Linked DNA regions of Homo sapiens: region 1 is linked to region 2. The links are chromatin contacts, found by Hi-C or POLR2A ChIA-PET in ENCODE. All regions are on one chromosome and are shown on one strand. The core of a region is the stretch at or near the end of the contact, and the rest is flanking DNA. Distances in the headings are between cores, read along the strand shown.

Region 1 (6,571 bases), core at 1,205-3,704, 120 kb after region 2:
TACACCCTGATCCAATTGAGTTAGTATCTCTGGGGCTGAGACCCAGACACCAGTGGTTTTTTTCTTTTTATTTTCTTTTTTAACTGGTGTATCCAATCAACCTGGGGGACAGGGACCTCTTAAAATGCAGACTGTCATTCAAGAGGTCTGGGCTGGGGCCTGAGAGTCTGCATTTCTTTTTTTTTTTTTTTGAGATGGAGTCTCACTCTATTGCCCAGGCTGGAGTGTAGTGGTGCGATCTCAGCTCACTGCAATCTCTGCCTCCTGGCTTCAAGCGAGTCTCCTGCCTCAGCCTCCTGAGTAGTGGGGACTACAGGCGCACACCACCACACCCAGTTAATTTTTGTATTTTTATTAGAGACGGGGTTTCACCATATTGGCCAGGATGGCCTCGATCTCCTGACTTCATGATCCACCCCCCTCAGCCTCCCAAAGTGCTGGGATTACAGGCATGAGCCACCGTGCCCAGCCAAGAATCTGCATTTCTAACAAGTTTCCAGATGATGTTGCTGCTGTCAGTCCACAAATCACACTTCGAATATCAAGAGCTGAAGCCTCTTTTGCAGTCCTTGCACATACACCTACTTGCTATTTTCTCGTCCCCTTCATTTTCTTCCTACTAGTCATCCTTCAAAGTTTTATTACCTGCCGTTTGGCCTGCAAAGCACATAGGCTGCTACTGAACCCCACATCACTTCCTATTTTAAAAGAGCTTTCTAAAGCTTTGGGACTTGAATTAGTCAGCAAAGGTCTGCAATTCCTCTCCAAAGGCAAGGTAATCTTATTAAGAGAAGATCTGAAGTATCCTTAGGAACAAAATACTCAATGTAGCCTCTTTGTTCTCTAAGTCTCCATTCTCCAGTGCCTCTCTGTGCATTTGTTTGTCTCAGAACAGTCATGCACGGTGGATCCATTTGTCTTCCCTTATCACTCTGTTACTGCTGCCGAGCACTCGCTCAGCTGTGTGCTCCAGCTTCTTGGCTGACAAGATAATTACATTCTGGGCAGACTGGGAGAAAGACAGGTAGTGCTCAAAAGTTCCGATGCCGACAACCTAGTCATTGCTGGGGCAGACTTCAAGATCAAGCACCTGATCTAATTAGCACACTCCCATCACTACCTGCCTGCCTATGGAATGCTGACAATCGAAAGCCTGAAGGCAAAGCAGATATCATGCAACCCAGAGACAGACATTCATGCTACCCTTGTGCCAGGAACAATTACATGTTCTTTTTGGAATCTTGGGTGTCCTAGTAACACAGTTGAGCCTGGGGGTAAACTTTTGCATAATACTGGAAGCCCTGCATTTACTGATAATGAACGTGAGAACCAGCAGAATAAAACCCCACAAGAATGAAAGACCTCACGGGAAGAAAGCCTTCTGAAGAAGGACTCATTTCAGCAAACCCAGTCCGCCCCTAGCTCTGGAAGAAGCACATGGCTCCATAAAAGCGAGGTTTTGCCAGCAAAGAGCTGTTTTTCTTTGACCAGATAAATAGCACAATACATTCCCCTAGGATTTTTTTTTTTTTTTTTTTTTTGCCTCTGTGCTTTTGCTACTTCCTACATTTCTTTCAAAATGTAGCCTTTGACTTTGAAAGTCATTACAGCCACAACGCTTTTTCTCCTTTTCTTTTTGCTCTGGGTAGAAAAGTGCTCTATAATCTCTAAATCCTTATAATAAGTGTTCTATAATCTGTAAGTTCATATATAGACATAGGCATGTGTATATATACAGCATTATTATCTTAAATTTCTAATAAGATTCCCACCCTCACTTGCTGCTGGCATTTGCACTAGTTTCTCTGGCAGAGGCCTGGTGGAGAAGAGTGAACCGTGGCTATACAGTCAACACCTATTTCTACCATGTATTACATCTGTGACTGGGCAAGGTACTTACCTGTCCAGTTAAAACTAAGGCTTTAGGTTAAAGAAATCAAAAGAACCCTAGTGCAGTGTTATGGTTTGAATCATGTCCCCCTCTTCCTTTAAAAAATATGTTAAAGATCTAATGCCCAGTACCACAGAATGTGACCTTATTTGGAAACAGGGTCATTGTGGAAATAATAAGTTAACCTAATAGGAGGTCATACTGGAGTAGGACAGACCCTTAATTGAATACCACTGGTGTCCTTATATGAAGAGACACAGAGACACCGCCACTTGAGGGAGAACATCATGTGACAATGGACGCAGAGACTGGAGAGCTGCATCTACAAGCCAAGGAGCTCCAAGGATTGCTGCCAGAAGCTATAAAGAGGTGGGCATGGAGCTCAGACTTCCAGCCTCCAGAACAGAACAATTTCTGTTGTTGCAAGCCACCCAGTTTGTGGGACTTCGGCAACCCAAGGAAATGAACATACCCAGTCAGGCTTACTCATTAACCTCCCTTGGAGGTCAAGAATGACATCACAAGTCGAAGATAGCCATTGCCAGGCACCTAACAGAAGTGATGTGGTTAAGAAATCTGGCTCTAGAAAGAGAATATAAGGAAAGAGGATATGAGTGTATGGGTTCAGCCCTACTACTTCCTGGCTGGATGACATCAGGAAAGTTAACTACACTTTCTGAGCCTCAGGATCATGGCCATAAAACAGGAATAATGATGGTACCTAAATAATAGAACTTCTGTGAACAATGAAAGGGAACAACTGTGAGGTCTAACGGTTAGCTCTAGCTATTCTTTTCCTGGTGGTGGTAGGAGGCAGGTTTTGGGTACCTTTAGCTTTGTCTGAACTGAGGGTTCCCTGAGCCCACTAACCCTGAGTAGATAAAAAGCAATGTGGTCCACTCCCCCATGCATTCCTGCCACTATCCCGAGGCTATAACAAGGTCTCTTCGAGAGCCTTGGGTTTCAGAGGATGCAGGAGGTGCTTGGGGATGTCAAGAGGCTTGTGAGGACCTCTCAATCCTGTTGTAAGGCCCCTGAGTTGGCAACTGCAGCTCCTGAGGAAGGGGAGAGGCATAGAAAGAGGCAGATGAGATTCCTGTGAGAGCCAAGGAGTCTGCTGGGTCTACACCTCCCTTGGCTTTGTCCTCGGGTAGAGGAATCCATGAGGAGCTGATGACTCCTTGTGGTCAAATACCCAACAGAACTGAGCCCCTTTCAGAATTACCTGCACTTTCTGCAATTTAAGTGGCATCTTGATTACCCGGAAGCATCCCCTTGATGACAACAATGATGAATCCTTCTCTATGCATTTGTCTTGGAATAGTCATACATTCTGTTGGCCCATTTCTATAGGAGTAGAATTGCTAGATCACAGAGTGTGCTTATGTTCAGCTTTAGTAGATACTGCTAACTAGTTTTCCAAAATAGTTGTACCAATTTACACTTCTACTACAAGTGTATGAGAGCATTGTCAGTTTTGTAATTTTAGCCATTCTAGTGAAGTGAGTGCACAGTGGCATCTCATTGTGGTTTTAATGTATATTTCTCTAGAGATTCCTGATGTTGAACACTTCACATACTTATTTGCCACTTGCATATCCATTTTGATTAAGATGTCTTCTTCTTGTTGATATGTAGAATCGTTTAGATATTCTGGCACCATGTCCTTGGTTACATGCTTGTACTACAGATATTTTCCTCCCACTGAGTGCCTCCTTCTCATACTCTTAAAGGCATCTTTTGAGAATAAAATTCTTAATTTTTAAAAACAAATTTTTCAAGCAGTTTTAGGTTCACAGCAAATTGAGTAGAGGGTATAGAGAGATTTCCCATATACCTACTCTCTCCATAAATGTATAGCCTTCCCCATTATCATCATCTCCCACCACGGTAGTACATGTGTCATAAATGATGAACCTACATTGATACATCATTATCACCCAAAGTCCAGAGTTTACATTAGGGTTCACTCTTGGTGTTGTACACTTTATGAGTTATGTACAATTATTATGTATCCACCTTTGTAGTATCGTACAGAGTAGTTTCACTGCTTTAAAACTTCTCTGTGTTCTGCCTATTCCTCCCTCTCTTACTGGCCCCCAACCTCTGGCAACCACTCATCTTTTTACTGGCTCCACAGTTTTGCCTTTTCCAGAATGCCACATGGTCAAAATACTACTGTATTAGTCTGTTCTCACATTGCTATAGAGAACTACCTGGGACTGGGTAATTTATAAAGAAAAGAGGTTTAATTGACTCAGAGTTCTGCAGGCTGTACAGGAAGCATGGCTGTGGAGGCCTTGAGAAACTTACAGTCATGGAAGAACATGAAGGAAAAGCAGGCGCGGAGAAGGAGGAAGAGAGAAGGGGTTTGTGCTACATGCTTTTAAACAACCAGATCTCATGAGACCTCACTCACTATCACGAAAACAGCAAGGGGAAACTTCACCCCATGATCCATTCACCTCCAACCAGGCCCCTTCTCCAACATTGGGGATTACAATTCAACATGAGATTTGGGCGGAGACCCAAATCCAAACCATACCAACTGCCATATGTAGCCTTTTCAGATTGGCTTCTTTCACTTAATAATATGCATTTAAACTTTCTCCGTCTTCTCATAGCTTGATAACTCATTTCTTTCTAGCTCTGAATCATGTTTCATTTGATGAATGTACCACAGCCTTTTTTTTTTTAAACTATTCACCTACTAAAGGACATCTTGGTTGCTTCTGGCTTTTGCCAATTATGAATAAAGCAGGTATAAACATCTATGTACACGTTTTTGTGTGGACATAAGTGTTCAACTCTTTCTTTTTATACTTTAAGTTCTAGGGTACATAAGCACAAAGTGCAGGTTTGATACATAGGTATACATGTGCCATGTTGGTGTGCTGCACCCATCAACTCATCATTTACATTAGGTATTTCTCCTAATGCTATCCCTCCCCCAGCCCCCCACCCCATAACAGGCCCTGCTGTGTGATGTTCCCCTTCCTGGGTCCAAGAGTTCTCATTGTTCAATTCCCACCTATGAGTGATAACATTCAGTGTTTGGTTTTCTGTCCTTGTGATAGTTTGCTGAGAATGATGGGTTCCAGCTTCATCCATGTCCCTAAAAAGGACATGAACTCATCCTTTTTTATGGCTGCATAGTATTCCATGGTGTATATGTGCCACATTTTCTTAATCCAGTCTATCATTGATGGACATTTGGCTTGGGTCCAAGTCTTTGCTATTGTGAATAGTGCCACAATAAACATACATGTGCATGTGTCTTTATAGCAGCATGATTTCTAATCCTTTGGGTATATACCCAGTAATGGGATTGCTAGGTCAAATGGCACTTCTAGTTCTAGATCCTTGGGGAATCACCACACTGTCTTCCACAATGGTTTAACTAATTTACACTCCCACCAACGGTGTAAAAGTGTTCATATTTCTCCACATCCTCTCCAGCATCTGTTGTTTCCTGATTTTTTAATGATCACCATTCTAATTAGTGTGAGATGGTATCTCATTGTGGTTTTGATTTGCATTTCTCTGATGGCCAGTGATGACGAGCGATTTTTCATGTGTCTGTTGGCTGCATAAATGTCTTCTTTTGAGAAGTGTCTGTTCATATCCTTTGTCCACTTGTTGATGGGTTTTTTTTTCTTGTAAATTTGTTTGAGTTCTTTGTAGATTCTGGATATTAGCCCTTTGTCAGATGAGTAGGTTGCAAAAATTTTCTCCCATTCTGTAGGTTGCCTGTTCACTCTGATGGTAGTTTCTTTTACTGTGCAGAAGCTCTTTAGTTTAATTAGATCCCATTTGTCAGTTTTGGCTTTTGTTGCCATTGCTTTTGGTGTTTTAGTCATGAAGTCCTTGCCCATGCCTATGTCCTGAATGGTATTGCCTAGGTTTTCTTCTAGGGTTTTTATGGTTTTAGGTTTAATATTTAAGTCTTTAATCTATCTTGAATTAATTTTTGTATAAGGTGTAAGGAAGGGATCCAATTTCAGCTTTCTACATATGGCTAGCCAGTTTTCCCATCACCATTTATTAAATAGGGAATCCTTTTCCCATTGCTTGTTTTTGTCAGGTTTGTCAAAGATCAGATGGTTGTAGATGTGTGGTGTTATTTCTGAGGCCTCTGTTCAGTTCCATTGGTCTATATCTCTGTTTTGGTACCAGTACCATGCTGCTTTGGTTACTGTAGCCTTGTAGCATAGTTTGAAGTCAGGTAGCGTGATCTCTCCAGCTTTGTTCTTTTTGCTTAAGATTGTCTTGGCAGTGCGGGCTCTTTTTTGATTCCATATCAACTTTAAAGTAGTTTTTTCCAATTCTGTGAAGAAAGTCATTGGTAGCTTAATAGGGATGGCATTGAACTTATAAATTACCTTGGGCAGTATGACCATTTTCACAATATTGATTCTTCCTATCTATGAGCATGGAATGTTCTTCCATTTGTTTGTGTCCTCTTTTATTTCATTTGTAGTTTGCCTTGAAGAGGTCCTTCACATCCCTTGTAAATTGGGTTCCTAGGTATTTTATACTCTTTGTAGCAATTGTGAATGGGAGGTCACTCATGATTTGGCCCTCTGTTTGTCTGTTAATGGTTTATAGGAATGCTTGTGATTTTTGGACATTGATTTTCTATCCTGAGACTTTGCTGAAGTTGCTTATCAGCTTAAGGAG
Region 2 (6,353 bases), core at 438-2,937:
GGATTTATCTTCAAACATAAGCTGAGATAACGAATAGAAGCAAAACGATTGGCTACTAGCTCTCTCTCTCTCTCTCTATTAGGTAAATTTGAAAAATAAAAATGACTTGGCACTTTTAAAGGTAACTTCACCAAAGACCGAAGAGCCAGTAACCAGTAGCTCCAACTTGTCTCAGCATCACATCTTCTGTGCTCTTTATTTTTGCCGGACCAGTTTGCGGTTAGGAGAATGTGCCTTTTTTGTACCTTTGCATTTAGGTTTTATAATTTTAATTGATGTATGGACACACACAAACAAAAAAGCATGAAGGAAGATTTGGATCCAAGCAGTGCCACACTTTACATCATCACTACAAGTGTTCAAGTGTAAAGAAAACCAATTTTGAAACTATGAAATTCCTGATTCATAAATACACAGTTATTTCTACTTTAGTACATATAAGATAATTCACTGTTATTAAAGCTCTTTTATTAAGGCAATTGCATATGTTTTAAAAGCAATGGTAAATTAAGTTGTCTTCCAAAACTGTGTACTTGTCTGGTCAGCTGTGTATGATCAGTTATCTACCTCAGAGTCTATTTTCTTTTGTGCTGGGACAGGTTGCTGGCCCTCCCTGTTTCCACAGACCAAATCCTCCTAGCTCAGGAGCTAGGGCTAAGCAGTTATTTCTTTCAAGTATTTTTTAGTTCTTAAATTTTATGCTTGTATTTGATGATAGATGTCAGTGACATTTCATAGTTTCAAAAGTCCTTGCTGCTCTGAGAAGTGTAGATTCTAGTGAAAATTACATAGTCATAAGAGAAATGTGTTTTTGTTTTTGTTTTTGTTTCATTTTTTTAAAGTTGTGGTATTATTGGTTCTATGCTCCCTGGAATATTACTGCTTTGTGAAAGTCCAGACTGAACGCAGCACCCTCTGTGTACCTAGTACAGTTATAAACCTGGGTCTCTCACTACTTGATATTTTTGCATTAGTTAAGACAGAAATTTGATAGCTCGGTTAGAGGGGAGGGGAAATCTGCTGCTAGAAATGTCTGAACTAAGTGCCATACTCGTCTGGGTAAGATTTGGGAAACATAACCTCTGTACATAAAAAAAAAAAAATCAGTTAAACATCACATAGTAGACAGCCATTAAATTATAAAAAAATTAATTTATGAAGAAAGACCTTTTGTACAGATTGAAAAAAAAAGATTTTCATAGAGATATCTATATGATCAAGAGAGTTAATTTTTTATTTTTGTTTTACTAGTGCCACAGACTTGCCAGTGGTAACTTATTTGTCCGGTTCAAGATAACTCTGTAGTTTTCTTTCCTAGGACTTGTTGTTAAACGCCAAAAGACATTTTTGAACTGTACATTTGATCAGATTGTTAGCTTTTCTGTTTTATTTCTTTTGAGAACCTTTGAATAAAAAACATCTGAAATTTTATTTTTCCTGTCAATTTTTTTTAAGTCGATTAAGTGTATATCAGAATTTCATTTCATTTCTGATCTCTTTCTTCAGCTCAGTAGATTGGTTTGAAAGTGAGTTGAAAGTTATGTCAGATTCAATATATCCTCAAAATACATTTCCTTGAAAACAATTGGAAAAACCTTTCCACCCCACTTTTGCTGGTTATTTAAATCTGTGTAATGACCAGAGACGTCAACCCTCAGCTCAGCACGTCAACCGTCAGCTCAGCACGTCAACGGTCGGCTCAGCAAATATCCAGCCCAAAATACACCACTAGTGGTCTGTTCTTAAAGACCAAAAAACCAGGCCCTTTTTCTTCCTCCTTTCTTGCTGCTACGCCTCAACTATTTCATTGCTTGTCAATGCTCAGCAAGGAAGACAGCCTAACAGCAGCCCTCCCACCTGTGGTAAGGAAGCATGTGGGCGAGAACCTCGGGATAATCTTATCTATGCGTTTATGACCAAGGTCCTCTTTCAGAGCTACCTGTTCAGCTGTTCCCGACTGGAGGCTCCCGTGCAGCATTCACGGAGGAGCGAGAACTCCTCTTTCCCTCACTTGACTGCTTTATAGGAGGCACTTAATATGCAAAATAGGCTCCTTCTGCCCAAAGTGGAGTAAACGTTTTAGTGTGGTGGTTCAGTATTTATTTCCTGGTGTCCAGTGGCTCTGTCATGGTGATAAAAAGAGTGGGCAAGGAAAAGATGCAGTCCGCTCCATTTCTGGCTGCGTCCCCTGCCATGTGGATGGTGTGCGGGGTGAGTTAGATAAGGGAGGGGTCAGAGCACTTAACTTGCCGGAGCCAAGAAATCGCTGGTACTTGATGGCTGTTTCAGAGAAGGAAACAACATTCCTCTGATGCTAACTGGTGCTTCTGAGAGCAAAATGTCAGGGAGGAGAGAAGCATGGCCTCTCGAGACAAACCCAGGCTGCTAAGAATGTAAGCTCTGGTCTCACTTTGCGTTCCAGCCAAACACCTAAGTGCTCCTTTCTATGACCAAAGGTAAGAAAGAAATGCAATTCAGGCTCCTGGGCACCTTCGTTTTTGTTCACCCTATTTTTGTTGTAGCTTCTCGCCGCTGAAGTCCGCGGCCCTCTATCTGGCTGTGTTATGTACTGAAACCGGTAAACATACTCAGGAGCACCAATCCACGGAAAAGGGAGGATCAAGCCAGCGATGGTGGTTCACAGTTACCGCTCCCATATAACTAGAGGGGTTGTGGCATGTTTGGGGATAAACCCCACCTAGCTGAAAGCTCTGAGACTGAAGTGGAATTCTGGGGTTGGAGGAGAGGAAAGAGGGTGTGGCCGTTGCTCTGTGGTCTACGTATTTTCCCCTCTATAGTGGCTGGAATGAGGAAAGCCAGGGAGTGGAGGCGGGAGTCCCGTTTTTCACCCCACTGCCACACCCTTCATGGCCAGTGGCTCTAGGTTTATCCGCTGGAGCTTAAATCCCACAAATACTGATTTAAAATTCACTAGGAGAAAGGCAGTGCCTCCCAGCCTGAGCCGGGGCTCAATGAATGTTAAGATATGACTGATTATATCCTCATTCCATTAGGGTAGCCAAAAAGGAAAAGAGCCAGCGCCATTGGGACAAAGGTCACCGACCTCTCAATCGCCCTGCCCCTTCCACAAAAAGCCTGAGATGTCAAGTAGGTGGGGGAGGGAGGAGAGCCGGGAGCTCAGGATTTGAGGAAGGCCAGGCAGTCTCTGCCCCTCGAATAGCAACGCGATGAGCTCAGCCCCCTCAGTCCAGGCCGAGAGCCAGATGGGGGTCACGTGGCCGCGGGGCCCCCCGGGCGCAGGGTCCTCGGCACAGCTGACGGGTGCGCGCCGAGCTCCGCCGGGCGAAGGAATTCCAGCCCCGCAAAATGGCTCCAGAGTGTCTCCCGTGACTCGCTCGGTGGCTGCGGAAGGCAAGAGGGTGTGTGCGCTTGAGCCGCTAGAGGGAGGGTGTTTTGTTCCTCAGCCGTCAGACGCGAGCTCTGCAGGCCGAAAACCCAGACCCGCTGCAGCCGACATCGGGAAGCCCCTGGGCGGAGGTTTAGCCTGTCGGGGCACACAGGCCTGGGTCACAGGGGTCTTGAATTTGGGGTTCCTCGTAAGACTGGAGCGCAGGCCGTCGCCTGTGCTGGCAGCGCCCTCATTGTGAGCGTTGTTGGTCAGACTGGGGAGTGACTGAAATGTGACTTTGAAGGTTCAGGGCAGCTGGGGGCGGCTAGGGAGGAAACCGCGCGCCTTGCCAGACCACGTGACTCGGCGCGAGAAAGCGATGGCAGGTCTCTGGGCTGCTCAGAATTGAAAACGTGGCTTTGAATTAAAGAATTCGGTTGTTTTATGCGACTCTGAGAGACTTAAGATTTGATGTAGGCTATTCCAGTGCTCACACAGGACCCAGACCATAAACCAGACTGCAGGGATTTCCTATCCTCTAGTATCCTTGAAGCCACCTGCCCTACTTGAACACCTCCAGGGACCAGGCACTGCCTGCCTCACAGGGCATCAGGTAGCTTTAGGGAACAGCTCTCAAACTTGTTTGCAGAGGAGTCCAAATTGTGGCTTTGAAATTCCCACTTACCGGCCTTAGTGCTGCCAACCGGGATGCCACAGAGTCAGTCAGTCATACTTCAAGTGTGGAAACGTGACTCCATGGCTCTGCTCTTCTCTGGGTTGAGCATTCCTTCCAGCTTTAACTCTTCCTCGTCAGCCCTGGTCACTCCACATCATCAACTCACCTTCCAGATGTACCACAGTTGACTCAGGATAAAACCCAAAACCGGAGGAAGAACTTGGGACTTCACCTGTCTCCCCTGCCCTGCCGGTTCCTTTTTGACTTCTCAGACATACCACAATTCTTAGAACTTGTAGCCAGTGAAAATCCCTATGTTGCTTTATTTTTTAAATGACAGTAGTTACGCTAAAGACATGCAAGATAATATGAAGTCATTTTAAAATGAGGACATTTTAATGACATGGAAAATGCTTAGGATATAACGTGAATAAAAAGTGTTAGGAACAGACCTGTAGATACAGTATGATCAAAACTATGAAATAAGTATAAAACCCAAGGAGAGGCTGGGCACAGTGGCTTATGCCTGTAATCTCAACACTGGGAACCAAGGCCAGGGGATTGATTGAGGCCACGAGTTTGAGACCAGCCTGGGCAATATAGCAAGAGTCATCTCTACAAGAAAATTTTAAAAATTAGCCTGGCATGATGGCACACACTTGTAGTCCTAGCCACTTGGGAGGCTCAGACAGGATTGCTTGAGCCCAGGAGTTTGAGGTTGCAGTGGCTGTTATGTTCACGCCACTACACTGTAGCCTGTGTGACAGAGAGATACACTGTCTTAAAAATAAATAACAAGGAGAAAGTACTTCAAAATGCTTATCAAGTGGGAGGATTATAGAAAGTTTGTATTTTCTCATTTATACTTCCCTGAATAATTTTTCCAGTTTTCAACAATGAAAACATTTTATGATCAAGAAAAAAAATTCTTAAAGAATGTTGTCACATTATCCTGAAATTATGCAAGTCACTATGCTCATATTCCAACTAAGCACATTTGATTGATTTTTTTGTGTTTAAAAGATAACTACCCCAAGCATTGGCAGACACAAAGATGATGTGATGTGGTCCCAGTCCTCAAGGGACAATCTTAGAGACACAAGTCTATAAGTGACAATATTATAAGGAGAAGTAAGAAAAGATCTAAATAAAGAGCTTTGGGAGTTCTGTGAGGGGGCGAAGATAATGAAAACATCTCTCCTGAGATTCTCAGTATTTCCACATTTCCAACCAGTTCCTTTTTTACTGATCAGAATTCACTTGAGAGCAGCCATTTTCCTCACGGGTTCCTCTACCTTCTGAGAGATGAAATTGTCAGGCAGACAGACAAAGTCTTTGATAGCTCTGCCCTTGCCAGAATGAGACTTGGAGCAGATGTCCAAAGAGTTGACATTGCTGTCACTTCTGTTCTGAAAATACTGGAATGTGTAAGAAGAAAGAACTGTCCTTTAAAAAAAAAAAAATCAAGTAGGGTGTGGGATACTTTCCAAGTAATGTCATTTTGATTTCTTTTACCCTTGGTCACATGTTCTCCACACATCAGATTATGGATTTGCAAACACCTGTATAGTTTTCCCATGCCCTTCATATATCTTGAGAACTATTTGTTATTTTCTTCAGGGAAGCCTAGGCAGGAATCCCATTTTATCCACTTTGTAACTCATGTCTTTGACACATGTTCAAGACCATAAATATTGTTCCTGGCCTCCTAGCCAGGAACAACAATTTTTCCTAAGAAATACGTGAAGGAACTTCCATTACTGTTATTTTCTCCCTAACATTTAGTTCAATTTTATTGAGAAGATTTTGGATCCTTCAACTTAATTCTTCCAATGATCTGGGTTTTTTGTTTTGTTTTATTTTGTTTTACAAACCTGTATTTTACGAAGATTTGAGGCAACTGTGTAGGAAACACAATTACAAACGTAGAAATCTGGACTTGATAAATTAACAGGGAAGAGACATAAGGAGTACACAGAATGTAGCTCTATAGGCCAAAGTTCTCCACCATCACTACAGTTAAACTTCAATAATTATGTTTCCTGGCAGCCAAGGTGAAAAGGGAGAAAAGAACTTGCATCTGTAGCTCTTACTGTCAAAAAGAATAAAGCCCGCCAGATTCTCTGGAGAAAGATAGTATTTACTCACTTTGTACAGGGGCTGCTGCAGGGGCTACTGGGCAGTGTCCACCACATTTCTCCACCAATACAATGACAGTTTCCCAAGCCTGTTTCAGATAGGACCCATTCATAAAAGTCAAGGGCGGCACAGCAAGCCACCGTTTCGTGATAGTGATTCTGGTAGGCTATAGACTCATAATAGGTATTC

Evidence for each region. Hi-C counts contacts between places; a loop is a spot of excess contacts on that map. ChIA-PET counts read pairs that join two places held with the same protein, here RNA polymerase II (POLR2A). Pooled maps may share reads with other maps.
Region 1: a map of endothelial cell of umbilical vein shows a loop between it and region 2 (9-fold over the local background). The contact joins the enhancer-like site here to the promoter of LINC02478 in region 2. A Hi-C loop is called at or near these places in 2 of 168 maps with a recorded cell type or tissue (endothelial cell of umbilical vein and heart right ventricle) and 2 of 50 pooled maps. POLR2A ChIA-PET finds 5 or more read pairs at or near these places in 2 of 52 experiments (Panc1 and activated CD4-positive, alpha-beta T cell).

What each region holds. Positions count from the first base shown.
Region 1 is chr2:160,152,719-160,159,289 of GRCh38, reverse strand. All of the region lies in intron 7 of ITGB6 (integrin subunit beta 6), which reads left to right. Among named protein-coding and RNA genes, the nearest start is that of ITGB6, 44 kb to the left of the region's middle. Within about 2 kb of position 2,454, at least 2 of the 41 ENCODE cell types and tissues checked have a DNase peak (open chromatin) inside an H3K27ac peak, as active enhancers do; they include endothelial cell of umbilical vein, where a contact is called at or near this core.
Region 2 is chr2:160,267,229-160,273,581 of GRCh38, reverse strand. It overlaps LINC02478 (long intergenic non-protein coding RNA 2478), which reads left to right and starts at 1,687. Exons shown (of 2, transcript NR_103775.1): 1 at 1,687-1,862. RBMS1 (RNA binding motif single stranded interacting protein 1) reads left to right here. Exons shown (of 14, transcript NM_016836.4): 14 at 1-1,431. RefSeq lists an enhancer at 2,870-3,479.